2 separate regions of the Homo sapiens genome follow, and region 2 is linked to region 1. Evidence: read pairs that join two places in POLR2A ChIA-PET (ENCODE). Cell type or tissue: Panc1. All regions are shown on one strand. Links, peaks and the distances in the headings refer to the core of each region. The heading gives the core; the rest is flanking DNA. Region 1 holds the start of ARL4D (ARF like GTPase 4D). Region 2 holds the start of LOC107985085 (a long non-coding RNA gene).

Evidence for each region. ChIA-PET counts read pairs that join two places held together with the same protein. Peaks named below come from ENCODE experiments on the same cell type or tissue, not always from the same donor. Only the 100,000 strongest peaks of a DNase experiment are listed, where the experiment ranks them.
Region 2: POLR2A ChIA-PET joins it to region 1 with 12 read pairs; 4 of 35 experiments call an interaction of 5 or more read pairs at or near these places.

Annotation. Positions count from the first base shown.
Region 1 is chr17:43,394,688-43,410,746 of GRCh38, reverse strand. It overlaps ARL4D (ARF like GTPase 4D), which reads right to left and starts at 11,754. Exons shown (of 2, transcript NM_001661.4): 1 at 11,654-11,754; 2 at 9,610-11,086. The coding sequence starts at 11,014. The coding sequence ends at 10,409. It also overlaps the pseudogene RNU6-1137P. RefSeq lists enhancers at 3,875-4,375, 11,127-11,630. In Panc1, for the core only: no CTCF peak of the experiment used is centred there; a DNase peak (open chromatin) is centred at 9,216.
Region 2 is chr17:43,682,079-43,698,137 of GRCh38, reverse strand. All of the region lies in intron 3 of LINC02594 (long intergenic non-protein coding RNA 2594), which reads right to left. LOC107985085 (a long non-coding RNA gene) reads left to right here and starts at 7,375. Exons shown (of 3, transcript XR_001752895.2): 1 at 7,375-7,572. RefSeq lists enhancers at 6,545-7,045, 7,046-7,546. In Panc1, for the core only: no CTCF peak of the experiment used is centred there; no DNase peak of the experiment used is centred there.

The DNA.
Region 1 (16,059 bases), core at 7,738-10,237:
CCCCACTCTGTGCCCCACCCTCTTTCCTTTCCTCCCTTCTCCTGAGAGTTTGCCTCACAATAAACCATGTGCCGCCCAAATCCCCATCTCAGTCTGCACATCAAGGGAACCAGATCTAAGACACTTCTTTGGGTACAAATTGCACCTTAGCTCCAGTGCCTAGGATGCTGTGTCAGCCCCTAGTCAGCCTTCAGTGCACAATAAAGATTTTTAAAAATTTTTTCGGCCGGGCGTGGTAGCTCACATGTGTAATCCCAGCACTTTGGGAGGCCGAGGTGGGCGGATAATATGAGGTCAGTAGCTCAAGACCAGCCTGGCCAACATGGTGAAACCCCGTCTCTACTAAAAATACAAAAATTAGCCAGGCCTGGTGGCGTGAGCCTGTCATCCCAGCTGCTCAGGAGGCTGAGGCAGGACAATCACTTGAACTCAGGAGGCAGAGGTTGTAGTGAGCCTGGATCGCGCCACTACACTCCAGCCTAGGCGACAGAGCAAGACTCCGTCTTGAAAAAAAAAAAAAAAATTCTAGTCTCTCACTATGAAACTACAGTAAATAATGCTAAATACTATTCATATTATATGTGGTTAATTGAAAGAAGGAGTGATTGGTTGAATTAATGCTCTGGATGGGAGATAAGTAGGTGGGGGAATTTATTGTAGGACCACCCCCCCATATACACACACACGTTAACCAGATGCCCATGGCTCATCCCAGTACATCCTGTCTACATATAGGCCACCTGCTTACATCTATGCAAAGTCAGGGACAGATAATCCAGTTTGTGGATTATCCAGACCCCCAGCTGGCATGTTCCTTCTCAATATTGCCTCCCTGAACCCTCCCTCTGCTCCAGCACTTTCCCGGGGGTAGAGGGTGGGCAGAGACAGGCAGCAGGGGAGGGCAGGATGATGAAACCTCAGTCTGTCAACACTGTTGCTGCTGCCTCAGCAGTCTGATGAAAGATTAGAAACTATTGGGTAAAATCATGTTAGGAATTTTCTATGGATTCCAGGTATCTGGGCTCATCACCAAGTAGACAATTAAGAGTTGTTTGTGTGGTGAAAACACCTTGAACAAGGCCAGGAAAGTCACCTGCTAAGTAACCAAGTTTGGATCACTGAGAATCATAGTATGATAAGATACCATCTTAAAATGATTTAAGATATGCAAAGTCCTCTCCTATTCTGAAAGCTTTCCAAGAAAAGAAGTATGTGGATCTTTCAGGTTTTTCAGTCCTTCCTATCAAGAAGGCCTTCCTATAATTTACCTTCCTTCCATACTGTTACAGTTCTGGTCTGTTTCTCTTTTTTTTTTTTTCTCTGAGACAGGGTCTCACTCTGTCACTGAAGCTGGAGTGCAGTTGCAGTGGTTTGAACACAACGACTGCAGCCTCTGCCTCCTAGGCTCAAGCAATCCTCCCTCCTTAGCCTTCTGAGTAGCTGGGACCACAGGAGCCACCATGCACAGCTAATTTTTCTTTTTGTAAAGACAGGATCTTCTTTAGTTGCCCAAGCTGGTCCTGAACTCTGAGTTCAAGCAATCCTCCCGTCTCAGCCTCCCAAAGTGCTGGGATTACAGACATGAACCACTGCGCCTGGCCCTGTTTCTCTTCTGATTTCAGACAAAAAGGAGAACAAGTGTTTCATTCTTTTACTCATAATGCTCCTTCCCCCCAAATATGTGGATGCACTATCTGTAGAAACAGAATGTGAAGCCGGGCACAGTGGCTCACGCCTGTAGTCCCAGCACTTTGGGAGGCCAAGGTGGGTGGACTCCGAGGCCAGGAGTTCAAGACCAGCCTGGCCAACATAATGAAACCCCATCTCTACTAAAAATTAGCTGGGCATGGTGGCAGGCACCTGTGATCCCAGCTGCTTGGGAGGCTGAGGCAAGAGAATCGCCTGAGCCTCGGAGGCAGAGGTTGCTGTGAGCCGACATCACGCCACTGCACTCCAGCCTGGGCGACAGAGCAAGACTCCATCTCAAAAGAAAAGAAAAGAAAAGAAAAGAAAAGAAAAGAAAAGAAAAGAAAAGAAAAGAAACAGAATGTGAAGAATGTGAGCCACATATGTAATTTTAATATTTCTGATAGCCACATTTTAATGTTAAAAAGAAACAACTGAATCTAATTTTAATCATTTTATTTAACTCATTATGTAAAAAGTATCACTTCAACATATGCATAATCAATATAAAAAGTATTAATAAGAAATTTTACATTCTTTTTTCACATGAAGGCTCTGAATCTGTTGTGTATTTTACACGTACAGCATATCTCAGTTCAGACCAGCCACACTCCCCATGTTCAATCACCATGTGTGGCTCATGGCTGCCATATTGGACACCACAGGTCTAGAGCTTGGGAGTCTCTTCTTTGACACCTGCCCTACAACCTACTCTTCTGGAGTAGGAGGTAGAGAATGTGAATCTAGATACAGCCTATCCTCAGGTGACAGTGGGAGGAGTTGAAGGACAGGAGTGGTGGACAGAGTCTGAGAGTGTCTCAGGCCAGGTAATTACAGGGAAAGGAGGAACAAAACTGTATCTATTAAACCTCAGACTCAGGCCTTTCCTCCTGAGGAGTAGGTGGAGCCAAAAAGGTGCTCCGAAGCCTACAATGCTCCAGGTCCCTCATTAATCAGAATACTTAATTCTGGCTCCAAGCTGACTTCTTTTCCTTACCTCCTCCAGGAAGCCTTCCCAGATAAATTCTCCAACCTTAACTGATAGAGACCCTGTCTCTAAAAAAATAAAAGAATTAGCTGGGCATGGTGGCACATGCCAGTAGTTCCAGCTACTTGGGAGGTTGAGATGGGAGAATCGCTTGAAACTGGGAGGTCAAGGCTGCGGTGAGCCAGGATTGTATCCCTGCGCTCCAGCCTGGGTGACAGCAAAACTCTGTCTCAAAAACAAGCAAACAAATAAAACAAAAACAAAAAAACAGATGAAGAGAGAAAGACTATTAAAGAGCTTCCCATGCCCACCTTGTACTGAGAACCATAGAAAGTGTACTAGAAAAGATCTGCTATTGCCTACTCAATCCCCTCACTTTACAGATGAGTAAACTGAGGCCAAGAGACTAGAAATGGCTCGGTCAAAGTCACAGAAGTTGGTGGCAGAGCCAAGTCTTAACCTGTATGTTGCCTTGTGGGTTACTGTTTGGGGCACTGCAAAGTCAGACTGGTGGCTCTGTTCCTCCCCCATCAGGCTAGGAGAGTTCCAGAGAGTGAGTAAGCAGTTCTGTCTTCTCTCTCCTTAAGGATAAGAGAGGCATCTGGAATGCAAAGCAATGGTAATCTTATAAAAACAAATACAATCAAAAGCACCAAACTTCACTTTCAACAAGCTTTTGAAACCCAGCTGTCCCCCCACCCTCCTCCAAAGGATTTCTCATGAGATTTAACAAATTTAATAGGAGGAGGTAGGGACTGCTAAAGAGATAAGCTCTCCCGCTTGCTCACCTCCCCACCTCCCCACCTCCCCACCTCCCCACCTCCCCACCTCCCCACTCCACTGAGGAGGGGCATAGACCCAGGATTTTCCCAGGAGCCTTAAGTCAAGCCCCAAACACTCCAGAGTGACCAAGATATCTGCTACTTCAGGCTTCTGCTTCCTTTTACAAGAGTCCTTGAGCTATAGCAGTTGGTGGGAGTCTCTACATGGGGGTGGGGTGTCTGTATGGGGGAGGTCCAGGGCTCCACTGCTGCCCAATTCATTCGGGCTGAAGTTTCCTTCTCTGTGTTCCCTTCAGAGCATACACTCTTGGTCTCAGCCTCACTTCCTCCCTAAGCCAAATCCCGGGAATCTATTTCAGGGCTTGTTTCGCCCACTCTGCCTGACGTCTGTGACAAGCTGGGTGCTAGGGAGTCCTCACCATCTGCCCACCTCCGCCACCAGCCAGGCAGTCCCAGGTGGCGCTCAATCCTTAGCCCCGGAAAGTGAGCCCAAGCTTACTCGCTATCCCTGCAAATCCTCTGCTGAGTTGCTGGTGATTTTATTCCTTACCTCCCAAAAAGCACAGGCGCCTTTACTGGCAGCTCTGGTGAAAAAAATTTTAAAAAAATAAAAAATAAATAAGGAGGCCAGGTGCAGTGGCTCGTGCCTGTAATCCCAGCACTTTGGAAGGCCGAGCCGGGCAGATCACCTGAGGTCGGGAGTTCGAGACCAGCCTGACCAACATGGAGAAACCCTGCCTCTACTAAAAATACAAAATTAGCCAGGCATGGTGGCGCATGCCTGTAATCCCAGCTACTCAGGAGGCTGAGGCAGGAGAATCACTTGAACCCAAGAGGTGGAGGTTGTAGTGAGCCGAGATCGCGCCATTGCACTCCAGCCTGGGCAACAAGAGTGAAACTCCGTCTCAAAAAAGAAAAAAAAAAAAAAAAAGCAAGAGCACTGTAATGTCTCCTCTACCATATACACACATCTTAGCTTGAAAAAGCCTTGAGATCTGGGAATAGAGGATGAGGAAGCTGGATTTAATTTCCCTCCCACCCAACCTCTACACAAACACATAAACTTTGGCAGTATCTATGACAACTTTAAATACATACACCCTTTGACACAACAATTGCAACTCTAGGAATATATCTTATGGGAAAGCTTCCCCAAGTGTACCAAAAAATATATATGCAAGGAGGACCATGGCTGTGGGCAGACTGTGTCTTCAACAAGTGATTTAATTAATTAATGATGGTACATTCATACAATGGAATCTCATGTGGTCATCAAAAAGAATGAGAAAAATCCAGATGGAAGCCTTCCCTTCTGAAGCCCCTCCTCATGAGGGCAAAGATGGCAGTGGTATAATGGAATAATGGCATGCATGGAATAATGTCCAAGATATAAATGAGAAAAGCAAAACTGTTTGCTTTATATAATTCCATATATGTTCTATAGACATACCTCTTTTGTACATGCAGAGAAAAAAATTCCCAGAAGAATATATAAAAACCTGTTCACAACGGTTAGCTCTAAAGTTGAGATTATAAAGTTTCTTCTTTTTCTTTTTTTTTTTAGACAGGACCTTACTTTGTCCCCCAGGCTAGTGTGCAGTGGTGCAATCTTAGCTCACTGCAGCCTCGACCTCCCAGGTTCAAGATATACTCCTGCCTCAGCCTCCCAAGTAGCTGAAACTACAAGCATGTGCCACCATGTCTGGATAATTTTTGTATTTTTTGTAGAGATGGGGTTTCGCTATGTTGCCCAGGCCGGTCTTGAACTCCTAAGCTCAAGGGATCTACCCGCCTCAGCCTCCCAAAGTGCTAGCATTACAGGCATGAGCCACCGTGCCCAGCCAGTTTCTTCATTTTCTTTTTCTTTTTTTAATGTTTCATTAAACAAGTTGTGAGATTAGGTTTCTTCATTTTCTAAATTTAGATTTCTTCCACATAGAGATCTATAAGATCTATTACTTTTCCAATGAGGGAGAGAAAATTTTTTTTAAAAAGAAGGAGCTGGCCGGGTGCAGTGGCTCATGCCTGTAATCCCAGTACTTTGGGAGGCCAAGGCGGGTGGATCACCTGAGGTGAGGAGTTTGAGACCAGCCTGGTCACATGGCAAAATCCCGTCTCTACTAAAAGTACAAAAAATTAGCCAGACATGGTGGCATGTGCCTGTAATCCCAGCTACTCCAGAGGCTGAGGTAGGAGGATCACTTGAACCTGGGAGACGGAGGTTGCAGTGAGCCAAGATCATACCACTGCACTCCAGCCTGGGTGACAGAGAGAGACTCCGTCTCAAAACAAAAACAAAAACAAACAAACAAAAAACTCTCAGGGCAAAGTAAAAATTTAAAAAAAAAAAAAAAAAGGCTGGGCGCGGTGGCTCACGTCTGTAATCCCAGCACTTTGGGAGGCCGAGGCGGGTGGATCACAAGGTCAGGAGATCGAGACCATCCTGGCTAACATGGTGAAACCCCGTTTCTACTAAAAATACAAAAAAATTAGCCGGGCGTGGTGGCGGGCACCTGTAGTCCCAGCTACTCAGGAGGCTGAGGCAGGAGAATGGCATGAACCCGGGAGGCGGAGCTTGCAATGAGCTGAGATCACGCCACTGCACTCCAGCCTGGGCGACAGAGCGAGACTCCATCTCAAAAAAAAAAAAAAAAAAAAAAAAAATAGGAACATGGCTGGGTGTGGTGGCTTGTATTGCTAATCCCAGTGCTTTGGAAGGCCAAGGCAGGAGGATCGCTTGAGGTCAGGGGTTCCAGACCACCCTGGCCAGGCAAGAGGGCAAGGCCCCATCTCTACAAAAATAAAAAATAAAAAGAATAGGAATATCTAACATGTTCAAAAAAATTTTTTAAGGGAACAGCGAATACCCTCTTCTGGATCATCCAGAGGAGGAGGTCTCATGCATCCACCCACAAACTCCCCAACAGATGGCCTTGGAAATGAAGTGCAGCCACACTGCCCACCCTTTCCAGCTGAATGCTGGCCTGGGTCTCCCTTGCCACCCTCACTCCCTCCCTTTCCTCTCTACCCACTGGCCCCATTCAAAACAGGCTTGTGTTAGAGAACATGCTGTCCTGTGTGCTCCTAGCACTTGGGCAGAACTCAGCACTTCCCAGGCCCTGGTGGAGGTGTCCATCTCAAGAAAGACTTGCAATGACACGTGGTCAGGATAAAGGAAGGATGGGAACTTCTGGCCAGATTTGAGGCCAGACCTCTGCTGGGCTTAGGAGATAAAGCTCTCACTCCCCAGGAAGGGGAGTGAGAGAGCGGAAAGCTGGTCCTTAATCTAATCAAGGAGAGGGAAGAGGGAGGGAGGGGGGAATCTGAGCTCTGAGATAACTGTGCTCGCTCCCTGTCTCCTACCTCCTATCCTCTGCCCTGGGAGTACAAAGACCTGGCCTGGGAGGAAGGAGCTGGGTGCACTGCTAAGTGGCCGTGTATCCGCGGGCAAGTCACTGCCCACTCTGGGCCTTAGGGACTTCTTTCCTTCCTCTGTCTTCCTTGAGCCCTTGCAGCATGGAGAGGACTGGAAAGGGCATGGGAAAGTGGGGGACCACTGCCATCTTTGCCCTCATGATGAGGAGCTCCAGGAAAGGAAGGCTTCCATCTGGATTTTATGTTCCAACCTGTGCAAGAAGGGGTGGCTGGGTGGGGAAGGACAGCTCAGAAGAAAGCCTCAACTCTGGGGTTGGGCATGGTGGCTCACGCCTGTAATCCCAGCACTTTGGGAGGCTGAGGCAGGCAAATCACTTGAAGTCAGGAGTTCAGGACCAGGCTGATCAACGTGGCGAAACCCCATCTCTACTAAAGATACAGAAATTACCCAGGCATGGTGGTGCGTGACTGTAATCCCAGCTACTTGGGAGGCTGAGACATGGGAATTACTTGAACCGGGGAGGTGGAGGTTGCAGCAAGCCAAGATCGCACCGCTGCACTCCAGCCTGGGTAACAGAGGAGGAAAAAAAAAAAAAAAAAACGGCCTCTACTCTGGAACTCTGGGTCTACAGCAGGTTTCCCTCAACTTTACAGGCAACTAGCCTCAGCCACACCACTCTTGGCCCCCAAGGAAGAGCTCCTCAGCACCCATGCCAGGGTCTCGAAGAAATCCTACTTAATAGAGAAGCCAGTACAGGGCAAATATAACCTCACTCTCCATCCTGATCACACCCTCATTCCTTGCCCTTGCCCTGAGTTCAAAATGCAGAATCTCTGGGCAGGACTGGAGAGTGAGAGGTTCTCTCTCCCTCTCTCATCCTGCAGATAGGAAGTGATCCCTTCCCTTCCAGCTCTCCAGTCCCTTTGATGAGCCAAGGCAGGAGGATTATTCCAAAGCTCCTGACTCTGACCCGGCCACAATTTGTGGCTTTCTACTCAGAATTCCCCAGTGTTCCCCTCTCCCCACTACTCTGGCAGAGCAGTTGGCTTCTCCGTCTCTCTCTGACACAAGCCCCCATCTTCCTTTAGTGCCACCAGCTGGACAGTCAGGCCAGAGGGACTGGGGAAGAGCCTGGGACATTCAAAGGCCTCCTGTGGACCATGATCCCTGACCGCCCCCAGGGCTGGGCATGGGGAAGCAGAAGATACCTGTTTTAAGCAGGTAGGGAAGGAGTGTGGTTGGAAGAGCCAGAATCAGGAGCTGACATCTTGGAGGCCCCTCTGCTAGGGATTGGGGAACACCTCTGCACCTCTTCCCCCAAATCTGGAGACCTAAGTACACCAAGTGACAAGAAATGAAAATGTATAATTGAAGATTTTAAGACAAAAGAGCAGAATTTGGGTGGGGTGGGGAGGAAAGATCTCCTGGCAGGACAGAGGGTCAGTTCTGGCCAGTTCCTTTCCAGCCTGGACTGGGGCCTCAACCTGTCCTTGGGCTATAGGACTGTGCCCCAAAAAGACTGGGAGAGGAGTCGCAGGTGTGTCTGGGGGAGGGGCAGGTAGCACATGTTCCCAGCAGAACCAGCCCAGCAGTTCTGTCAAGCAGGCCCTAGCACTGACGCACACTTGGGCACCCTTCCGGATCAATGCACACTCACCCCAATCCTGCCAGCTACAGGGATGGGGAGGGGACCAAATCTGAGCTTCTGGCAGCGCTGGGTAGGAAGAAGCAAGTTCTTTAGGAAACCTTCCCCAGAAGTGGGGGTTGCCGGCACCTTCTCTTTCTCCCCAGGTCCTTTCATCTGATTCCGGAGAAGAGGAGACAGAATTGGGGAGAAGCAGGGTGTGAACGCTGAACCTGCTCTGGGGATTGTGTGTTTGCACAAAAGGTGGCAGGGGGTGGCTGGAGGGCTCGACAACTGGAAAGAATTGTGCTTGTTTTTTTTCTTTTTTAGAGACATGGTCTCCCTATGTTGCCCAGGCTGGTCTTGAACTCCTGGGCCCAAGCCATCCTCCTGCCTCAGCCTCCCAAAGTGCTGGGATTACAGGCGTGAGCCACTGTGCCCGGCCTTGTGCTTAGTTCTTACTCACTGCTCCCACCCAGAAGATTAAGAGGATCTAAGGGTTCTGTTATCAGACATAGCTGGCCCTGGTGCTGGTGAGTAGGGGCACTCAAGCCCTTGTAATATTAGCATTTTATTCTTACAATCACCACAAATACTGGGGGCTTATGTCTTCCCCCTTCTATCTTGGAGTCTGGAGGGTGTATGTCCAGCAGTCCTCTCTGCCACCAAGCACAAACAGCTACTACTTCTGCCCCTCTCGTGAGAAGAGCTACCATTCCCAGAGCTGGAAAACTCATGGCTTAGTCACCAGGGCCAGGCTGGCTCAATCCAGCCCAGGCCTCCCTAGCACCAGCCGCTGCCATCATGCCAGTGAGCCAGTCAGCAGGATTGAGTACACAGAGGTGACTTAAGGCCAGGGAGGAATTACTTTCCACTCTCACCACATCTTACAAGGAGGAAAAAAATCAAACCAACCTAAGACTGGGGAAGTGGGGAGGATGGGAACAGAATGGCTCTTTGAGGACTTACCTATATAGACTTAGGTGTCACCAAGGTCAAGAACCTAGGAGTAGCTCAGACTAGCAAAATTTGAAGTTAAATCTGCAAGGAGCAGTTGATATAAGGGACAAGTAAGACCCAGAGGATGAGGGGAGGGGTGTTAAATCAGAGAAAAAGGAAGTGACCCCACCCAAAAAACTACAGAGATCAGGCAATAGCTTGAGGGGTTTTCCACTCCCCCCTATAATTTTCACAAGCCATCCCGTAACACACAATCTAATTTTTATAAGTGCTTGCTTTGCAAATTCAGCTTCAAGATAAATCTCCCTCCCCCTGCGCCACAACCCCATATAGAAATCTTGAATTGTCTCTGGGGCAAGATAAGGAGAGGAAAATGCCCCAGACCAAGGTAAGAGCTACAGTTATCAGTCTTTAATAACTTACAGGCAAATGCTAAAAAATAGTTAATAACAATAATACAGAGGACACACACAGCTTATAAAAAGGGTCATGGATCTACAAATGTGGGGAGGGGTTCTTGGCACTTTCACAGACACAAAAATAAAAACTATGTGACTGGTATTCCTAGAAAAGCAGCCTGGGGAGACTCCCCAGTTGGGGGACAGAGGAAGGGGAGATAGTTATTTCATCCCAAACACATTCTCCAAGTCACTTCCATCCCCCCGCCCCCAAACACATCCAATTAAAAATTTTTAGCCAGAGAAGAAAAATAAGAAACAGGGTCGAGGTAGAGTCACAGTTTACATTTACGTCTCCACAGTCCTGCAGCGCCCACTTCTCCAGAGAGGATGAGAGAGATATGCAAAGACATCCCATCTCCCATCCCCACCCCAGTGTGGCACCAAAACGGGACACCCCATGCTCCTCTCTCCTTCATTGAGGTGGACAGGTCCTGCACCCCAGTCTGACTGAGAGGTCACAGGCTGGTCCCACCCTGCTGTCCAAGTGTGCAGACCCCTACTAGGTGGGAGGAAAGGGAGGGGGGGCTTGGGTCACCGTCTCTTCTTGCCACCCCGAGCTGCCTTCTTCCTCTTGAGGATCATCTCATAGAGGCGCTCAAGGCCCTGCTGCAGGCCCAGACCGTCCACAGCGCTGCAGCCTTGCACATGAGTGAGAGTGGCGGCTGCTAGCTCTCGGACTGCCAGCCTCTTCTCCACCTCAGCAGCGCTCAGTGCCCCGGGCTGGTCCTGCTTGTTGGCCAGCACCAGCACTGGCACGCCCTGGTTGTCCGAGGCCCGGCTGATTCGGTGCAACTCCACCTTGGCTTCCTCCAGCCGCTCAGCCTCCGCAGCGTCCACCACAAACACTAGACCGTCTGTCCGGCGGGTATAAGAGCGCCACAGTGGTCGCAGCTTCTCCTGCCCCCCGACGTCCCACACTTGGAAGGTGATGCCACGCGATCCCCCGAGGGGCACCCGGATCTTCTCGGTGTTGAAGCCTTTGGTGGGGACACTCTGGACAAACTCCTTGAACTTGAGGCGGTAAAGGAGGGAGGTCTTTCCAGCAGAGTCCAGCCCAATGACCACGACATGCAGGGCTTGGAAGTGGGGCAAGAAGGAGGAGGCAGTGGGCGCCATCTCAGTCAAGTGGTTCCCCATAGTGAGCTAAGGCGCCTAGTAGAGGCAGGGAGGCCTTGAAATTGAAGGTTCCAGGGAGCACAGCTGGGTTATCTGAACCAAGAAAAGGTCATGGGAGAAAAAGGAGACGTTTAATAATACACACAAGATTTGCAACTTCTTGATCCCTTCCTAAATCACCCTCCCATCCTTCATTTTTAAAATTCCTTTCCTTTTTTTTTTTTTTTTTAAGGCATAACAGAGGTGTTCCCCCACTCCCTGGGGGGGTCGTGAGGGGGGCGATGGGACCTAGAGAGACTCCCAGGTCCTGGGCCACTCAAGTGGGGGGTGAGGGCTCGATCCATGGACAGTGGGCTTCTAGAGCCTCTTCTCAGAGCTTATGGCGCCATCCCCCAGGCAAGATCCCCGAGGGACGGGGGAAGTCGACAGTGCCCCCAAACTAAGAGCTAGGGTGCAGACGCTGAGACCGGAGATTGAGTCCGGCTCCCACCCGCCCTCCGCAGCCCCAAGCCGTTGACACGGTGCCCTTCCTTACTCCGCGACCCTCGCCCCACCGCCCCGCGACACTCTCCTGCCCGCCCGCCCTCCTCCGATGGCCGACCCCAGCTCCAGCGGCCCGGCACCGGGACCGCCTCAGCACGGTCTGCAGGGTCCGTTTACCTCTCGTGAGCCGCGCTCTCCTCGAGCCTTTCCCGGTGAAACACCGCAGCCGCCCCGCGAGACCCCCGCAGACACCCACCGCGCCTCCAACCGCTGCCTCTGCAGAGCCTGCCTAGGGTTCGGCCTTAAAAACCCGCGTGTGACGTCACAAGGCGCGGGACAATCAGCGGCGGCGGGGCGGAGCGTGGAGCTACGGGCGCTGCAGCCCCCACCATACGCGGAGGGGCGTTTGCTTAATCCGTGGCTGCTCTATTTGACCTTTTCTACCACACTCTAATATTTGGAATTAAACTTGGAATTAATGCAGAATGGAGGGTGGGAGGGGCGAAAGGAACGTGCCTGGCAACGTTTGACTCGGGAGGAAAGATATGAATACCCTAATATTCTCACTACCATCGCATCCCCCTCCACCAGGCCGAGATACCACCCCACATGGACACTCCTTCGGCCAAAGGATCTACTCGGAGAGGCTGACAAGTCTTTCTCCTTTATCTTTCATAATTCAATTGTCAAACCTAAGGTGAACCTGGAGCCCCATAAAACAGCTGCTTCATAGTGCTAAGCCCATTATCTGCAATAGCCTGTTAGGGACTGTTGTCTGCCTTTTACAGATACACAAAGCCCTGAAGGGTTAAATGACCTATTTGAGGTTACACTCAACAGTATGTTTAGGCGCAGTGGATCATACCTGTAAACTCAGCACTTTGGGAGGCTGAGGCAGGCACATCACTTAAGCTCAGGAGTTCCACCAGCCTGGACAACAGGGTGAAACCCCATCAGTAATAAAAAGACAAAAATTAGCCGGGCGTGGTGGCGGGTGCCTGTAATCCCAGCTACTCGGGAGGCTGAGGCAGGAGAATCGCTTGAACCCGGGAGGCGGAGGTTGCAGTAAGCTGAGATAGCGCCACTGCATTCCAGCCTGGGCGACAGAGCAAGACTCTGTCTCAAAACAAAGCAAACAAAAAAAAAAAACCAGTGTGTTTATTGGGCTGGGCACGGTAGCTCACGCCTGTAATACCAGCATTTTGGGAGGCCGATGTGGGCGAAGCACCTGAGGTCAGGAGTTCGAGACCAGCCTGGCCAACATGGTGAAACCCCGTCTCTACTAAAAATACAAAAATTAGCTGGGTGTGGTGGCGGGCGCCTGTAATTGCAACTATTCGGGAGGCTGAGGCAGGAGAATCACTTGAACCCGGGAGGCGGAGGTTGCAGTGAGCTGAGATCACACCATTGCACTCCAGCCTGGGCAACAGAGCAAGACTCTGTCTCAAAAAAAACAAAAACAAAACAAAACAAAACAAAAAACACTGTGTTTATTGACCTCATTCATACTGTGTGCTCTGAATGAGACAGAGAGATGGTGGAGAAATAGAGGATGTCTCGGCTGTAGAATCAGGCCTCAAAGGGCTTAAGACTTAAGACTGGCAATGACAGAATGAGACAGCACATGTATTGGGTCTTTGTAAATCATGAGATAGCACTTGTAGGATTTCAGAGAAGAGAGAGAATGTGTCAACTGGAAGCTTCTGAAAAGGTTTATAGACGTTCTTTAGCCCTATCTAGGACTGGTTAGGAGGGGCACAGGAATGAGTAGGGTCTCCCCAGCCACTGCAGCCTGCTACAGTCTGGGCAGCCCTGAAAGGAAGGAGATGTCACAAAGGGCAGTGTGACCAAAAGGACAACAGCAATTAGGTGGGGGAGAGAAGAGGGCCAATCAAAGAAGAATGAAATTGTAAATTGTAACTTTATCTATTTATTTATTTATTTATTTATTTATTTATTTTTGAGACAGAGTTTTGCTCTTGTTACCCAGGCTGGTGTCCAATGGTGCGATCTCGGCTCACTGCAACCTCCACCTCCCAGGTTCAAGCAATTCTCCTGCCTCAGCCTCCCGAGTAGCTGGGATTATAGGCATGTGCCACCACGCCCGGCTAATTTTGTACTTTTAGTACAGACAGGATTTCTCCATGTTGGTCAGGCTGGTCTCGAACTCCCGATCTCAGGTGATCCGCCCGCCTCGACCTCCCAAAGTGTTGGGATTTACAGGCGTGGATTATTTTATTTATTGTGTAATTCAGTATTAATCTTTTTAAGGGCTATGTGTGAGAGGGATTGGAAAAAGGAGAAGGGAAGTCATTGCCAGACAGCACGGCCCAGCCTTTTCCTGCCCACCCTCCTCAATCAAGTGCTGATAAATAAGCTTCCCATCTGTTTGTCACCAGTGTGCTTTGCCACCTCCTTTTTCTCCCCTCCACTACAAAACCAGCCACCTGGTTTCCCCAGCAATGCAGGGAGCCTCCCCAAATCCCTAAAGACCTTAGGAAATTAGTCTAAGATTAAGACCTTAGGAAATTAGTTTGTTACACCCCAAGTTGGAGGGTGACAGGTTGCAGCAGCAGCTAACGTACAGGAGACAGACCTGAGCATGGTGAAGTTAGGAGAGGGGAAGACGGAGCAGGCCCAGCGGTTGAGAACCACTGCACTGTTGAGTGGCCACTGCATGCCAGGCTCTGGTCTAGGAACTTTGCTTACTTTTCCTTTTTTAATACACAAGTCAAGCCCATGAAGTAAGTATGGTTAGTCTAAAAAGAAGAAACTGAAGCACAGAAAGGTTAGGTAATTTGTTGAAGGTCATCCAGCTAGAAACTGGCCAAACCTGGCTTTGAACAAATGTTACAATGGCTATGAGACTGAAAACACACAAAAACTGAAAATACACAAGTTGTCTTGTTTCTTCCACAATCTTTGAAGCTTCTTTAACATGGCTCCTATAATCTGTCTTGGGACTCACATCCAAGACAGAAATTGTCACTTATCTGATAAAGGAAATGAAACTGACAATCCTACCCCACCCTTCCGTCTTTCATGTTTGCCAGAGAAGGTGTTAATGAACAAATGGGAAGGAGAAGGTGGGGCTGGGGAGGGGTAAAAAAAGGGGCCCAGCTCGTCCAGGTAGCACTAAGCTATGGGCTTACACTAATCCCTGCAGAGAACATCTGAACATTTGTACATTAAGCAATCATTTTTTTTTGAACGATACAGAAATTAGCATGGCCCCGTGCAAGGATGACTTGCAAATTCATGAAGCATTCCCTATTTTTTCAAAATTAAAATAAAAATAATTTTTTTTTTTTTTGAGACGGAGTCTCGCTGTTTTGCCCAGGGCGGACTGCAGTGGCGCTATCTCGGCTCACTGCAAGCTCCACTTCCCGGGTTCATGCCATTCTCCTGCCTCAGCCTCCCGAGTAGCTGGAACTACAGGTGCCCGCCACCGCGCCCAGCTAATTTTTAGTATTTTTAGTAGAGACGGAGTTTCACCGTGTTAGCCAAGATGGTCTCAATCTCCTGACCTCGTGATCCGCCCGCCTCGGCCTCCCAAAGTGCCGGGATTACAGGCATGAGCCACCGCGCCCGGCCTTTTTTTTTTTTTTTTAAAGACAAGGTCTCACTCTGTCACCCAGGCTGGAGTGCAGTGGCGAGACCATAGCTTACTGCAGCCTTGAACTCTTCGGTTCAAGAGATCCTCCGCCTCAGACTCCTGAGTAGCTGGGATTACAGGTGCGTGCCACCACATGTGGCTGGAGAACTACTTTAGATTGGTGGAAGAGTGTGCAGGAGAAAGTTTCAAAGCGGCGACGCTGAGCCAAGGTTTAAGTGACACTGAGTCAGATAAGCATCATTCTTCCTCAGAGCTGTCTCCTCCACCAGACTACGTGATCAAGGGCAGCAGCTGGTTCTTATCTGTAGCTCTACCATGCCCAGCACCATGCCTGGCACACATAGGCAGTCAGAAAATCTTGTGTGAATTAATGAATGCATGATGGAATAAATGTACTCAGAGGGCTCCCTGAGTAGGAGAACCAAACCTCCACCCTTAGCGTGGGAGTTTCCCAGCCTGGGGTCCTTGGGCCCTTGGGCCCTTGGGGGTTCTGTTGATACTGGGTTGGCCAGGAATTCCTACAAACCCTGCATTTCTAGGCAGTGTCTGAGTAGTATAGAACTCTCAGGCCTTTATTGGAGAGGAGGAACTTAAAGGAGAAAAACAAGGACCAAAAATGGGGATGACACTGGAGAGACAGGTTGCCCTTAGGACATGCTGGAACACCAGACTGAGATTCAGTGCGTGAGTCCCATCCTTCCATTCCTCACTAGTAGAGTGACTTGAAAAAGTAAAAAGCCACTTCCGGCCGGGCCCAGTGGCTCGCGCCTATAATGCCAACACTTTGGGTGGCTGAGGCGGATGGATCACCTGAAGTTAGGAGTTCAAGACCAGCCTGGCCAACATGTTGAAACCTCGTCTCTACTAAAAATACAAAAAAATTAGCAGGGCGTGGTGGCGCACGCCTGTAGTCCCAGCTACTCCGGAGGCTGAAGCAGGAGAATAGCTGGAACCGGGAAGGCGGAGG
Region 2 (16,059 bases), core at 11,935-14,434, 280 kb before region 1:
GCTCAGTGGGAGTTTGCTGAGGGCCCACTGTGTGCGGGCGCTTTCCAGGGTGCTAGGCACAGAGGAGCAGCTGGCAGACTTACATTCGTAGAGCACACTCGGGTGCCTCTGCTGCGCCTCCCTGCACCTCCCCTTCCTTCCCTTCCCTCAAGGCTGGTCACCTATGGCCTCCACGACCAATGTCTCCCTGCTCCTTGGTCATTGGGAAGGTAAGCATACCTTGCCTTGTGTCTGATTGTTCTTTTAAATGAAGATTTCCATTTTTAACTATAGAAGTGACACATCCTCATTGTGAAAAATATGTAGAATGTGGAAAAGAAAGAAGCAAAAGAAGTTATATAACCTGGCTAAGAACATGGAGAAGCTTCTCTTAAAAAGAGGTGTCCTCAGCTGCTCGCCTTCCACACGCCTTCCTCACAGAGGAGGCAGCCTTGATTCCTGGGTGGGAAATGCCAAAAATGACGGAATCAAAGCCTTTTCTGGAAGCGGGCAGAGATTTCTAGGGGTGGGGAAGAGAGAATATAGAACTTAAGAGAACTGAGCTCTTGATGGAAAGTGGGGGTGGGGAACACAGAGGGGAGGCCCAGAGACTGAGAGGTCTAGGAGAACGGGTTAAAACCGAGGCCAGAGCCCCGGAAAAGGAGCCCAGAGGCCCCAGCTCTTTCCCTACTTACTTACTGTATCTGTGTGACCTTAAGCGAGTCCCTTGGTCTCTCTGAGATGCAGTATTTTCCCAAGTGAACGGGCATTGCCACACTTCACCTCCTCAGGGCGTTGTGGGGACCTTCAAAGCCGTAAAGCCCTTTGTAAATGGTAACGCCTAACACAAATAGGAGAGCACGCTGCCCTCTCTGGGTAGGCCCCTCATCTGGGTCCTGGTTCCAGTCTGGTACTGAGCCTCTGGAGGACAAGGGTCACATTTATTCCAATTTCTCTTCTGCATGCCCCAGTGCCCACTGAGCACAGTGGGAATACAAACACATTTATTATGCACTCTGCATATGACTAGAAGGAACTTTGGAGCTCAGATCCACCCTTTACACAGATGGGGAAAATCAAGGCTCACACCACAAGGTGAGCTTGGTGGTATCTTTACAACTCCAGGTAGTGACAAAACCAGGATGCAGATTCTGAGGAATGAACGAGTGAGAGAATGAAGGGAAATGGGGCAACAGTCAGCATGAGCAAGGGCTGACCTATGGTGGGTCTTAGCCTTTACTGTGCTCAGTGGCCCCACAGCACCATCGTCTCTCCAAGGAGCACGGAAGCAGCCCCCCGTGTGGGGTATGGGCACAGACCCCAGGGCCCAGGCAGGCAGGGGATGTGCCAGTGGTCCTTGCCACGGGCCACCAGCTTTGCCACCCTGCTCCAGGGCCCTGGCCTCTCCCCAGGGTGCAGGACGCCACTCCCAGGCACTCTGGCTCCGTTTCTTACCAGGCTGCTCTGGGATGGCAGCATCCCAGCATCGCTATAAATAGCATCTCTCCTGGGCCCCAGACGGCCAGTTGGCAAACACTATAATTTGCTGAAAAGTTTGGAATGTGTCTAAAAATGAAGAAGGCAAATGAGACCAGCCATGAGGGGGAGCAACCGGCGTATCCATTTCAGAGAGGGGCTGAGCCTCACTCCTGCTTCTTGCCAACTTCTTTACAAGGGCACTGCAGGCAAAGCTTCAGGGAGAGGGGACAAATATGAGTCTAGGAAAGAACTATTGTCATTTCCAGCATCAGCTGTGGCGGCTACCTCTTGTATTGGCCTCACCCCTGACCTTCCTGTCCTAACCAAAGAACGAGAGGAACTGCCACTGCTTAACCCTTTGTTGGGCTGTGCTAATGAAATTGAAGGGAACATGGTGAGCATGCGAGGACTGTGAGAGCCAGAAAGAAACCCCCAAAATAATTTCATTCAATAGTTTCATCCAAACTCTCCCAGTTTGCAAATGAGGAAGTGACTTGACAAAGGCCGGGCACCAAGTTGAAGCAGAACCAGATTTTGGCCAAGGTCCCTGGGCTCCCAGCTGGGTGCTGGGCATTGGATCCCAGGCCTGCTGTGAGGGCTGGCTCTCTTAGGGAAAGGGGAAGGGTCCCATGGCTCTCCCATCATGCTGAAGGTTGACACCTGACAAGTCACTGCAGCTTTCCCTTGTTCTGCTCTGATTCTCATTCTACTCTAAGGAGGCACAGCCACCATTATCCTGATTTTATGGCTGAACAGGCCGAGCTTCAGGGTAGAAACTCATCCTCATCCACAAAGCCATGGGAAGGCTTGATTAGAATTTACCACTCTGTCCCCAGACACTCTGGGCTGTTCCCACCTTCAGGTAGAACTCACTGCCTCAAAAGCCACCTTTTACTGTTCTTTGTCTTATCTTCTGGGATTGTGATTTTCCCTGTAGGAAAAATCATGGACAATGGCAGTAGACTGGCGTGGTGGCTCACACCTGTAATCTCAGCACTCTGGGAGGCCAGGCAGGTTGAGACCAGCCTGGCCAACATGGTGAAACCCTGTCTCTACTCAAAATATAAAAATTAGCTGGGCGTGGTGGTGGGAGCCTGTAGTCCCAGCTATCAGGGATGCTGAGGCAGGAGAATCGCTTGAACCCGGGAGGTGGAGGTTGCAGTGAGCCGAGATTGTGCCACTGCACTCCAGCCTGGGCAACAGAGTGAAACTCCATCTCAAAAAAAAATTCTGAAGTAGAGCCCCAGATCCAGCAGTCTCACTGTATGATCTTGGGCAAGTCACTTCCCTTCACTAAGGCTGAATTTATCCTTATGTAAAACTATAATAAAAATAAAAGCTTCCTTTGGGAGGCCAAAGCGGGCAGATCACGAGGTCAGGAGTTTGAGACCACCCTGGCCAACATGGTGAAACCCAGTCTCTACTAAAAATACAAAAACTAGCTGGCCATGGTGACAGGCACCTGTAATCCCAGCTACTCAGAAGGCTGAGGCAGGAGAATTGTTTGAATCCGGGAGATGGAGGTTGCAGTGAGCCGAGGTCGCACCATTGCACTCCAGCCTGGGCAACAGAGCGAGACTATGTCTCAAAAATAAATAAATAAATAAAAATAAATAATAAAATAAATGAATGAATAAATTAAAGCTTCCATTCACAAAGCACATGGTCACGGGCTTTATGTGCATTTGTTCTCTTTGTCTTCATAACAATCAGACGGGCAAGATATATTCCTATCCTATTTTACAGATGAAGAAATTGAGGCAGGGGGTTAAGTGACTTGTCCGAGATCACATCAGATTTTCACAAGTTGGAAACTCACTGCACCAGATGCTCTGAGGTCCTTTACAGCCTTAATAATTCTGCCTTTTGTGGTTCCAAACACAATAGAAATTAGCAATGGCTCGCTTGGTAGTTCTCAGCTCTTGCCAGCTGAGAGGCTTCATTTGGGGGCAGAAGACAGGGAGTAGGGAGAGTTCACATCTGTGAAAAGTCTGTACAGAGGAGGAGCCAGGATGCCCGGTCTTGGCCTGTCAGCCAAGGCCCTCTCTCTCTCTCTGCAGAAGGCACCTGCCGCCCTGTGGGGCCGCTTAGTGAGAACTGTGGCTGAAAAGCGACATCGTGTGTCCAGTTGTAGAACTGCACTGTTAGAGAACTCCAGGACAATGAGGAGTGGAGGGAAATATTCTGTTGTTGTGGACTTGAAGGCGCTTTTAAATTATTTGTAAAGTTTTAAAAACACACAGGTGCCAGAACCTCAGACCTAGAGAACCAGCATCTCAAGCAGTAGGACAGAGACCTGTTTTTTTAAGACTTGGGCGATTCTGTGGCAGCCTAGCTGAGAACCGCAAGTATAGACAGCTTTTAAGGGGGTGCTGGTATGCTGGTCAGAACTTCTCAGCTGCAACACCTCCACCTGGTGTTGCACTTCTGTCTGGGATACCAGAATGTTCTAGGCAGCTGACAGAAACAAATCCATTAGACATTATTTATAAAGGAAAATCTAGCTGCATTGTACATTTGATTTGTGCTTTGTTAAGAAATAAAATGGCCGGGTGCAGTGGCTCACGCCTGCAATCCTAACACTCTGGGAAATGAAGGCAGAAGAATTGCTTAAACCCAGGAGTTTGAGACCAGCCTGAACAACATTGGGAGACCCTGTCTCCACAAAAAAAATAAAATAAAATAAAATAAATAGCCGGGCACAGTGGCGTGCCAGCTACTGGGGACGCTAAGGTGGGAGGATTGCTTGAGCCCAGGAGGTCGAGGCTGCAGTGAGCCATAATTGCGCCACTGCACTCCAGCCTGGGTGACAGAGTGAGACCCTGTTTCTTAAAAAAAGAAAGAAAAGAAAAATAAATAAAATGGCAGCTGGTAAAAAAAAATGAGTATAGAAATAGATTCAGTTATTTTAGAGAAATGTCAGTGAAATTCAGTCCATGTATAGAGGATACAGAAATCTTTTTTATTTTTTTTTCTTTAATGAAGTGGCTCTCAACTGGGAGCAATGTCTGGAGACATTTTACGGCTTTCACAACTGGAGGGTGCTACTGGCTTCTAGAGGGCAGGGGCAAGGGATGCGGCGGAGCATCCTGCAATCTACAGGACAGCCCCCCACAACAAAGAATTACCCGGCCCCAAATGTCCATAGTGCTGAGGCCCCAAGGCCCTGCTTCCATGAGCACAAAGGACTCCCATTTTTCAGGTCCCCTGAGGGTGGGGGCTCTGCCCTCTTCATCCTCTCTCCCGGGACCTAGCAAGAGGCAGGTGCTCAGTACATACTGCATGACAGAAGTTCAGTGAGGGGCATTTTGAGAAAAATTATCTAATGTGGACACATTTGCAAACCTCCCTAATATGCACAGTCCTGGGTGCATTTCTACATGGCATAGACTGTCTGAAGCTAAAACATCTCATTTGTCAGCTGGACACTACCCAAGTACACCAAACACAACCTGGGAGTCAGGGGAGATAGGGGTGGTAAGGAGGATTCAGACCCCGTAGAAACGGGTTAAACCTCAGCTCCTTCAAGCTGTGTGTCCTTGGGCAAGTTGCATAACTTCTCTGGGCCTTAGTTTCTTCCTCTGTAAAATGAGGCTAACACACCTTCTCACAGGCTGTTGTGAAGGTTAAATGGCATTGTGCGCAAAAAATGATGAGCATGGCCCTGTATGTGCTGATTAAATGTTAGCTATGTGGGCCAGGTGCGGTGGCTCACACCTGTAATCCCAGCACTTTGGGAAGCTGAGGCAGGTGGCTCACAAGGTCAGGAGTTCAAGGCCAGCCTGGCCAACATAGTGAAACCCCCATCTCTACTAAAAATACAATTAGCCGGGCATGGTGGCAGGTGCCTGTAATCCCAGCTACTTAGGAGGCTGAGGCAGGAGAATCGCTTGAACCCAGGAGGCAGAGGCTGCAGTGAACCAAGATCGTGCCACTGCACTCCAGCCTGGGCGACAGAGCAAGACTCCGTCTCAAAAAAAAAAATGTTAGCTGTGATTGGCACCCTCATGACTGAGGTCTGGATTGGTTGGGTGTGGCTGCTGTGCTGCCAGAGACAAGCTATCACTCACATTGTATCTGAACAAGAGTAATGATGGTGCATAATGAATACATTGGGAAGAGGCAGAAGGCCTTGGACTCACTAACTCAAAACCTCCGTAGGAGGGGCCTGGGAATATGCATCTGTAATAAACTCCCGGGCTTTTATTTTTTTGAGATGGCGTTTCTCTCTTGTTGCCCAGGCTGGAGTGCGATGGCGCAATCTCAGCTCACTGCAACCTCCACCTTTGGGGTTCAAGCAATTCTCCTGCCTCAGCCTCCCAAGTAGCTGGGATTACAGGATTACAGGCACCTGCCACCACGCCCGGCTAATTGTTTGTATTTTTAGTAGAGACAGGGTTTCACCATGTTGGCCAGGCTGGTCTCAAACTCCTGACCTCAGGTGATCCACCCACCTCAGCCTCCCAAAATGCTAGGATTACAGGCCCAGGTGATTCTTACAGTTGGGCAAATTTGGAAAATCTGGCTTTAGTACAAAGACTTTGGAGTTAAGCTGCCAGGCTCTGCTACTTACTAACTGGGTGATCTTAGGCAAGCTACTTAACCTCTCTGTGCCTCGATTTCCCCACCTGTTAAGCCCTTGCCCAGCACTACTGCTGGCATCCAGTAGACTCAAGAAATGGCAGCTCCTCCCGCCTCTTTCTCAAGTTTAATGGTGTATGATCTTCACCTTCATCCTCCATACAAGGCCTGCCTTCTGCTCCTGTCATTTCTCTCTGACTCATCCTTTCTCTAAGTCCCCACTGGTCCTTGGTGGGTCTATTTGGTGCCCCTTGGCCTCCTCATGGGCTTCTCTAATTCTTGTCCCCACCATCTCACTGAGTCCATCAAGCAGAAGCAAAAACAGAACATGTGCTGTGGTTTGTAGTTTTCAAGGCATATTTCACATATTTTACCTCATTGACTCTTCCCAGATCATCCTGAAGCATCGCCGTCAGGATCTCTGCAAAATGAGTGAGCTGAGTCTGAAGCTCAGGGTGACTGACTGTCCTGAGCCCCAGAGCAAGAAAACAGGAGCATCTCTGCCTCCCGGCCCTGTGCATTTTCTCCGGTGACCTGAGGCCTCTCAGTTCCTCCCACTGCCCCTAGTCTGATTCGCATCCTGCCCTTCTGCTGCTCAGGAAGCAGCTCTGGCTCCCCAGCGATCAGATCCAAGTGCCTACACCTGGTTTCAAGGCCCATCACAGGCCACAGCTTGGAATCATTCTCCCCCTCCTGGATTTCCTGCATTTCCCAGACTTTCCATCAACCCAGCTGGGCTCCTCTCTGCCTCTCATCCTCCCTGCCTCCCTGCTTGGATGCAAGCTGTCTCCCTGCACAGCACCCCTTATATAGAGTGGATAGCACAGGGAGGAATGGAGGCATGCCATGCCTGGGGTCCCTCCAAACCCCCATGCCTGGCATCACTCCCTCAGCCCCTGCCAGGTCTCCTTCTCCAGGAAGCCTCCCTGCCCTTCAGTGAGTATCCAGTGCTCAGCCAGGCGGTCACAGCCTTTTGCTGCTCCTCTCCTGCCCTGCCCCCACCCCTCACACACACACTGGCCTTTGGTCCCTTTCTGCCCAGCAACTCAATCTTTTGGTGTTATTTGTATTTGTATTACCCTATCTGTCGAAAGGGGTCGGGTGGGGTGGGGGAGAGGGCTGCCACCCCCCATGTGGAGCCCACCGTGAGACCATGAACAGAATGGGGGTGACTGACAGGGCTCCTCTGCCACCTTGGCTGCTGGGGGCAGTGGTAGAAATCACCACTGGCTATTGTGACCTCCAAAGGCACTTGTCACTACACAGTGACACAAAGGTTGGTTTCCGGCTCCTCCCCGTGGCCAGCATATCCCTGGGATCCAAGACAGGTCCGCATCATACTGCCAGGGGATCCTCGGGGTTAGGCACCCAGGAATGGATGGGATGCAGGCAGGGCTGGGACTGGTGGCTGGCTCTATTGTGCTCTGATGCTGCAGGAACAGACCAGATGTCATCCAGGGGCCCGGAATTTGGGGGGCGCCGCTGGGTGTGGCAGCATCAGAAGCCTCAGATCCGCATCTCCATCTGCCACAGGTGAGCTCTATACCTCTGAGCCAGTGGCCTGTGGGAGTGAAATAATCAGAGCCACTTTGAGGTCAGAAGGTACAACAGGGGTGAAGGATTGGGGTGGGGGAGGGGTTGGGGGTCCTGGAGGGCTGGTGCTGTGTTTCTGCCTTCACTCCTGACATCCTCTTGCAGTACAGGGTGAATATTTTTACCCACATCTTGCAGGTGAGAAAATAGAGGCCTGAGAGGCTGTGCTGGGAGTTCACACAAGATTCTTAGTCCTGGCACCACAAGAGTCACATGCCAAGTCCCAGGCTGCATCCAAACCAATTGAATCAAAGCCTCAGGGGAGCGGGACCCAGGCAACAGTATTTTTATGGTCCCCATGTGATTGTGGTAGGGCAGTCAGTGGGGAGAAGGGAGACTAATGGCTCAGACGGCACTTTGCAAACTTTCAAGTTGTGCAAAGTTCCCTTTGTGTCTTTGTGTAGCTCCTAATCCACGCTGAGCCTCCGTCCTCATCTGTAAAATGGGGATAATACGGTTCCTTGAGTTGATGAGTTGAAGTGCTTTCTTAATTAACATTGCAACTTGACCACCCGGCACTCTTGGTTCCCTTTTCCCTGTGTGGAGGGTTTGTTTCTGTTTTGCCATAGCCCTTACCACGTGTGAACATATGATATATTTTACCTATTCAGGATTTTCATTCATCAGTGCTTGACACTCCCCTACCTCTGCTAGAACACCATATGCATGAAGGCCAAGATCTTCATCACTGCTTCACTTTTATTCTTTCCTGTATCCCAAGCACCAAGCAGCACAGTGTTTGGCACACAGTAAAGTGCTTAACAAATAGCTGTTGAATGAATGAATGTGCCTGCCACCATCTCATACATGTTACAGGCATCACTGCTGCTGCTGGGCTTGTGGTCTGGTCTGCAGCCTTCTCGCCTGAACCGCTCACCTCCCAAGCTGCTTGCAAACTGAATAAAGCTCTCCCAAAGTCAAGCTGATCGCTCCTTTCCCTGAGAAACATGCCTCTGTCCCTGCTTCTTGGGGTCTCCCCAGCCCACCATCTCCCCTTGGACACAGAGTGCCAGAGCACTAGCAGGGAGAAGTGGCAAAGTTTCAAGATTTCATTTGTAATTCTTTTCAGATGAAATGTCAGAAATATTAGAAAGGCAGAGTCATAAATCTGATCCTAATATAGCATAGAGCTTATTAATGAAGAATAAATCACCAAGGGAAACCTCCCCGGGGTGCTTCTCCAGGGCCTGTGGGGAAGATGGCATATTTATGTGCAAGCGTAGCGGGTCTTTTACCTTCTCAGATATATGGCCAAGGCAGATTTGTCAGGGCAGTAGCCTTAACATCAGCCAATTATATTTTTTTCTAGTAAAAATTAATCTATTCTATAGAAGTCTCCTAAGCATTTATTGGATTAGGATCACATCCAAATGTAGAAAATTAAACACACACACAGTGCACACCACGGCAGGACTCTGAGAGGCCCTGAAATGGAATGACAACCACCCCCGCCGACCTCTGCTCCCTGCCAAGATATTCTCCCAACTGAAAAACTCAGAGTGAAGGAGCCAGAGGGAACAGCCTCATTGCACAGGTGGAGAAACAAAGGCCCAGAGAGGGGATAGGCCTTGCCCAGGGTCACCCAGATTGCTAAGGCTGACATGAGACAGGAACCCCAGGTCCGGGCTGGGTCTGGTGGCACACACCTGTAATCCCAGCACTTTGGGAGGCTAAGACGGGAGGATTGCTTGAGCCCAGGAGTTTGAGTCCAGCCTGGGCAGCATTAAAAGACCTCCATGTGTACAAAATATTAAAATAATACAAAAATCATCTGGGCATGGTGGTGCACACCTGTAGTCCCAGCTACTCAGGAAGCTGAGGTGGGAGGATCACTTGAGCCCAGGAGGTTGAGGCTGCTGCAGTGAGTCTCAATCACACCACTGCACTCCAGCCTAGGTGACAGAGACCCTGTCTCAAAAAAATGTTAAAAAGAACCCCAGCTCCTTCTTCCCACCTCAAAAGATGTCCACATCCCAATCCCCTAACTGTCCCAATGTGAATATGTTACCTTATGTGGCAAAGGGAACCTTCCAGGTGTGATTAAATTAAGGATATGAGGATGGAGGGATTTATCCTGGACTATCCAGATGGGTCCAATATACTCAAAAGCGTTCTTATAAAGGACAGAGGGAGGCAGGAGAGGCAGAGGAGGAGATGTGATGGCAGAAGCAGAGGCTACAATGACACGGGGCCATGAGCCAAGGAGTGCGGCAGGCTCTAGAGGCTGGAAGAGGCAAGGACCAGATTCTCCCTGGAGCCTGCAGAAGCACTGCAGCCTGCGGGCACCCCGCTTTTCAAACTTCTTCCCTCCACAACTGTCATAGTCCGTCTGTGTTCTCTGAAGCCACTTGGTTTATGGCAGTTTGTTACAGCAGCACTAGGAAACTCACATAGTGTTAGAAGGAGAAGCATTGCCAGGGAAACTGCACCTGGCAGTGTAGGCTTCCCTCTGTACTCAGTGCTAGGGAGGTACCCTTACCCTGAGGGTCACCCCAGATCACCCCAGAGTCATGTGGCTCCTCCTCTCCAGAGGCCACAAGGCCACCACCCCCTGCCTGCTCTTCCCTCATTCATGACGTTCTCACCCTCACGTGCTGGGCTGCAGCGGGGTCTCCCACTGTTTTCTTAGTCCCCCAGACTCCTGCAGCTTTTCTGCAGCCTGACCTCCTTCCAGATGGTTTTCCCTAGTACCTCACCTTTCCCCATCCCTCCTCTCAAAGACGCTAAGGAAAGAGCGACTTGCACCCAGGGCTTTTTCCCGCAGCCCCTCCCTGGTTCTCAGCCACTGTCTTCGGTCACCTCTCACTGCCTCCGGTCACCTCTCACTGCCTCGGGAGCCTCAGAACACCAGCCTCCCCTTCCCATCTCCGCTCTGGGGGCCTGCTCCAGTCTGGTGATTCCTCTCTCCATCTCCCAGCACTTGGGGACAGTTATGTCACTCAGAGAGCTCCCAGGGAAGAACCTGAAGAACAGACCCAGATAGAGGGGAGAGAGGGCAGTGGAACCTTATGGAAAAAGGGGCAGGTAGCCAGTGGCTGTGGTGCAAATGTTCTCGAGTGTGGCCCCCGGCCTGCCTAGCCTGGCTGATGCTTATTAAAAGTGCATATTCGGCCAGGCACAATGGCTCATGCCTGTAATCCTAACACTTTGGGAGGCCGAGGTAAGCGGATCACTTGCAGTCGGGAGTTTGTGATCAGCCTGACCAACATGGTGAAACCCCATCTTTACTAAAAATGCAAAAATTAGCCGGGTGTTGTGGCAGACACCTGTAATCCTAGCTGCTTGGGAGGCTGAGGCAGGAGAATCGCTTGAACTCAGAAGGCAGAGGTTGCAGTGAGCTGAGATCACACCACTGCACTCCAGCCTGGGCAACAGAGTGAGACCCCGTCTGAAAAAAAGAAAATGCATATTCTGGCTGGTGACGATGGCACATACCTGTAATCCCAGCACTTTGGGAAGCTGAGGCAGGAGGATCACTTGAGCCCAGGAATTTTAGTCCGGCCTGGGCAACATGTCGAAACCCTGTCTCTACAAAAAGCACAAAAATTATCTGGGTGTGGTAGCACACACCTGTGGTCCCAGCTACTCAAGAGGCTGAGGTGAGAGGATTGCTTGAGTCCAGGAGATTGAGGCTGCAGTGAGCTGTAATCAGGCCACTGCACTCCAGCCTGGGCAACCAAGCAAGATCCTGTCTCAAAAAAAAAAAAAAAAAAAAAAAAGGCCGGGCACGGTGGCTCACGCCTATAATCCCAGCACTTTGGGAGGCCAAGGCAGGTGGATCACGAGGTCAGGAAATCAAGACCATCCTGGCTAACACGGTGAAACCCCATCTCTACTAAAAATACAAAAAATTAGCCGGGCGTGGTGGCAAGTGCCTGTAGTCCCAGCTACTTGGGAGCCTGAGGCAGGAGAATGGCATGAACCTGGGAGGCAGAGCTTGCAGTGAGCCGAGATCGTGCCACTGCACTCCAGCCTGGGTGACAAAGCAAGACTCTGTCTCAAAAAAAAAAAAAAAGGTCAGGCTTGGTGGCTCATGCCTGTAATCCTAGCACTTTGGGAGGCCAAAGCAGGCGGGGCTGATCACCTGAGGTCAGGAGTTCAAGACCAGCCTGACCAACACGAAGAAACCCCATCTCTACTAAAAATACAAAATTAGCCTGGTATGGTGGCACATGCCTGTAATCCCAGCTCCTCAGGAGGCTGAGGCAGAAGAATCGCTTGGACCTGGGAGGGGGAGGTTGCGGTGAGCCGAGATCGCACCATTATACTCCAGCCTGGGCAACAAGAGCAAAACTCGGTCTCAAAAAAAAAAAAGTGCATATTCTAGTTGGGCATAGTGGCTCATGGCTGTAATCCCAAAAATTTGGGAGGCCAAGGTGGGAGGATCTCTTGAGACCTGAAGTTAAAGATCAGCCTGGGCAACATCACAAGACCCCAACTCCAGAAAAAATTTAAAAATTAGCCAGACATGGTGGCGTGCACCTGTAGTCCCAGCTACTTAGGAGGCTGAGATAGGAGGATCGCTCGAACCCAGAAGTTTGAGATTGCAGTAAGCTATGATTGCACCACTGCACTCCAGCCTGGACAACGAGACCCTGTCTCTAGAAAAAAAAAAAAAGGCACGTATTCCTGGACACCCCTCTCACCAATAAACACATCCTTGCCAGAGCAGAATCTCTGAGAGTGGGCCCAGGAGTCTTCAGTCTACCATGCTGCTGGGATGTGTCTTATACAAAAATCAGGAAGTAGGCCGAGCACAGTGGCTCGTGCTTGTAATCCCAGCACTTTGGGAGGCCAAGGCAAGCGGATCACCTGAGGTCAGGAGTTCGAGACCAGCCTGGCCAACACGGTGAAACCCTGTCTCTATTAAAAACACAAAAAATTAGCCAGGCATGGTAGCGGGCGCCTGTAGTCCCAGCTACTCGAGAGGCTGAGGCAGGAGAATTGCTTGAACCCAGGAGGCAGAGACTGCAGTGAGCCAAGTTTGTGCCACTGCACCCCAGCCTAGACAACAGAGTGAAACTCCGTCTCAAAAAAAAAAAAAAAAAAAAAAAATCAGGAAGTAGAAAGAGAATGGACTTTGAAGTCAGGGAGCTCTGGGCTGAACTCCTAGCTTTCCCCACCTCCTAGTTGTGGGAATGCTCTTTATCTTCTCCAAACCTGTGTTCTCTTCCATAAAGCTGGGGGCTCTGATCTGCATGTGGCGGGAATTATGAGGATTCAGATAAACAGGGAAAGCACAGAGGCAGATGCTGCGGACGCCCTCCCGCATCTTCTGGGGGTCCCCTCATCCTGGAGCCCAACGGACCTAACTTCTGACAGCCTGAGGGCCCCTGGGAGTGCTGAAGAATGAGTGTCCCACCCACTCCATCCAGCAGCCTTAACAAAGGACGGGGATGGAGTTGGTGTATAAGTACCCGCTCCCTCATCCTTCCAGTGGGATAACTCTGAGGTGCAGGTTCCATGCTGGCTCCTGAGTTTCCCAGCAAAATTAAGCTTCCGTCACCCGCCGGGGTGCCCTTCCTGACAACACGCCCCTGTAAGCTGCCTTCCTTCCCTGGGTCACCTCCCTACCCTCCTACTGGAGCTTCCTGTGAGCATCCCTCAAACAAACAACTTGCCCTCAAGTACTTGTCTCAGGTCAGCTCCTGCGGGACCCCAGGCTAACATAAGCCTGGCAGCCTGGAAATGAGCCTTTTTTTTGAGACAGTGTCTTGCTCTGTCGCCCATGCTGGAGTGCGGTGGCACAATCACAGCTCACTGTAGCCTCAACCTCCCGAGCTCAAGCCATCTTCCCACCTCAACCTCCAGAGTACCACCATTCCTGGGTAATTGTTCTCTATTTTTTGTAGAGACGGGGATTTCGCCATGTTGCCCAGGCTGGTCTCAAACTCCTGGGCTCAAGGGATCCACCCGCCTCGGCCTCTCAAAGTGCTGGAATTACAGGCAGGAGCCACCACGCCTAGCCGTGAGTTCTTTTTCCTCTCCTCGTCTTTGACTGTCAGTGTGGAGACCAGGTTGGCCCAGACCAAGCAAAGCCACCAGAGGGCCTGGATAGTGCTGTGGCTTGCAGGGATACATAGACACTGATGTCCGGGACCCAGCAAGGACAGTGTCCCCTGACTGTAAGGATGCCATCGAAGTCCCAGGAAAGGCAGCTCACCCTTCCCTTCCCCAGATCCCCAGTATCTGCTAGTCAGGAAGCAGAGCTATAGGCCCATCCACAAGAATCCCCTAATCCCACATCCCTCAGTCTGAAATTGGCCCTAACCACAACTTTCCCTATCTTCATCTTTCTTTCCTAGTTCCTCAGACACAAAGCAAACAGCCACTTCCCCGCTCCTCAGAGACACCTTGCCTCTAAATCTTGAAACTGCCAAGCCCCAGCTGGCTAGGCCACTGGCCACATGAATTCTAGTCCCCAGGGGCACTGAAGTCACCTCCCAGAGAAATCCCTATGATTTCATCTTCTATTTAATCTTTATTTCTCCTCATACTTTTCAGAACTTCAAATAATTTCTCGTTTGTAGTAACTAGGAAGCCATAAATCGCCCCTTTATGTCTAAGGAAAATCAATTGTTATTTGACATTTTACCTTAATATTCCCGACTTCCTTCAACTGTAATAAAGCTTCCATCTGCCTTTTATTTTACAGGCAATTAGTAAGTCACCTTTTTAAAATTTCTCCACATTTTCTATCAAATGAATGCTAGGATTGAAAGGGGAGAGCTGTTTTATGGGATTGAACTCACTGAGTAGAAGGGATTTATCTGTAGCCTTCGAGGTACCAACACTCATTAATGGGTTTTATTGATTTGGGGGCTTTTTAACCCTTAGCAATAATACAGGTGTCACCTGCCCAAGGCAGTTGGGAGGGGGCAGGGATGCTGGGAGGGGCTGTGAGGGAGTCCACACATTTCTGAGCCCTGGGCCCAAGCTAGAAAGGCAGAGAAATGAGATCTAACCCTTTGAAGTGTGATCACGCTCAGTGCAACCACACCCTCAGAGGTAAATCATAGCCCAGACACCCTCTTTTTCCTGGAGACAAAGTTGGAGTTTTTTGGGTTTTTTCTTCAAATTACCCAGGGGAATGCAATGCTTTTGCACCCCTATCATGGGATCAAAAGAAAGAGGCCCATTGTTGGGGTTCAAGGCCCTGGGCTTGGTCTGCCTCTTTTAGCCCTGGGGTTGTGGGCAGGCCAGGGAAGGAACCTCTGAGACTCAGTTTCCTACGATGTGAAGTGGAGAGAAGAATCTCCTCTTTAGCCACCTCTCAGGGCTGCTGGTGTTCGCCCCCAGACCACGTCTGTGAGAAATGCTTAGAAGACTATGCAGGGCGTAAGAAACTACATAAGGAACCAATGAGAATCCTAGTCACAAATGGAAACCTCAGTCCACAAACTCCAGAACGAAACCTTCCTTGCTTTTCTAGAACTCATCTTATGGGTTCTGTACCCCCCATTGCCTGGGCTGGTGGAACTCTGGTGCCAGTCTTTCCCTAGCAATTTCTCCAAAACCCCCCACGGCCTTTTCCACCATTCCCCTTCCTTGAAGGCCGCCATTTGACACTCAGAGCCCAGGAAGCCTTTCTTGGTCCAGACAGCAGGACTGGAAGCCTTAGAGCTGTCGGCAAGAGATGTGAGTCCTGTAGCTGAGGACAGTCCAGGCAGAGTATGAATAAGACGGCAAAAGTAAGTCCAGAAGACATTAATGGTAGACTTTGGGTGGCAGGTGTATGGGTGCTCACTATAAAATCTTTTCAACATTGCTATACACTTGAAATTTTTCATTAAAATGTTAGAAGGGAAAAAAAAGGCTTATTCTGGGGCAAATCCCCCAAGGTAGGGTACCCGCCTGTGATGGGAGAAAGGAACGAATGTGAGCAGAGGAGGAAGGCAAGGGGCCCTCTGAATCTAGACGAATTTGTTTGTGGGACCTGCTACGTTATTTGTGGGCCCAGTGCAAAATGAAAATTTGGGGCCCTTCCTTCATAAATTAAGAATATCAGCTAGGCACGGTGGTTCATGCCTGTAATCCCAGCACTTTGTGGGGCCGAGGTGGGTGGATCACCTGCGATCAGGAGTTCGAGACCAGCCAGCCTGGCCAACATGGTGAAACCCCGTCTCTACTAAAAATACAAAAATTAGCTGAGTGTGGTGGTACATGCCTGTAATCCCAGCTACTCAAGGAGCTGAAGCAGGAGAATTGCTTGAACCCAGGAGGCAGAGATTGCAGTGAGCTGAGATCACGCCATTGTACTTTATCTTGGGTGACAATAGTGAAACTCCATTTCCAAAAAAAAAAGAAAAAAAAAACAGTATCAAGATGGGACAGCAAAGCATTAAACTACGTGCCTTTCTTATCTTAGAGCCCTGGGTCCTGCATGGTTGCCCGGCCATGAAGCCAGCCCTGTCTGCTTGGGTTGAG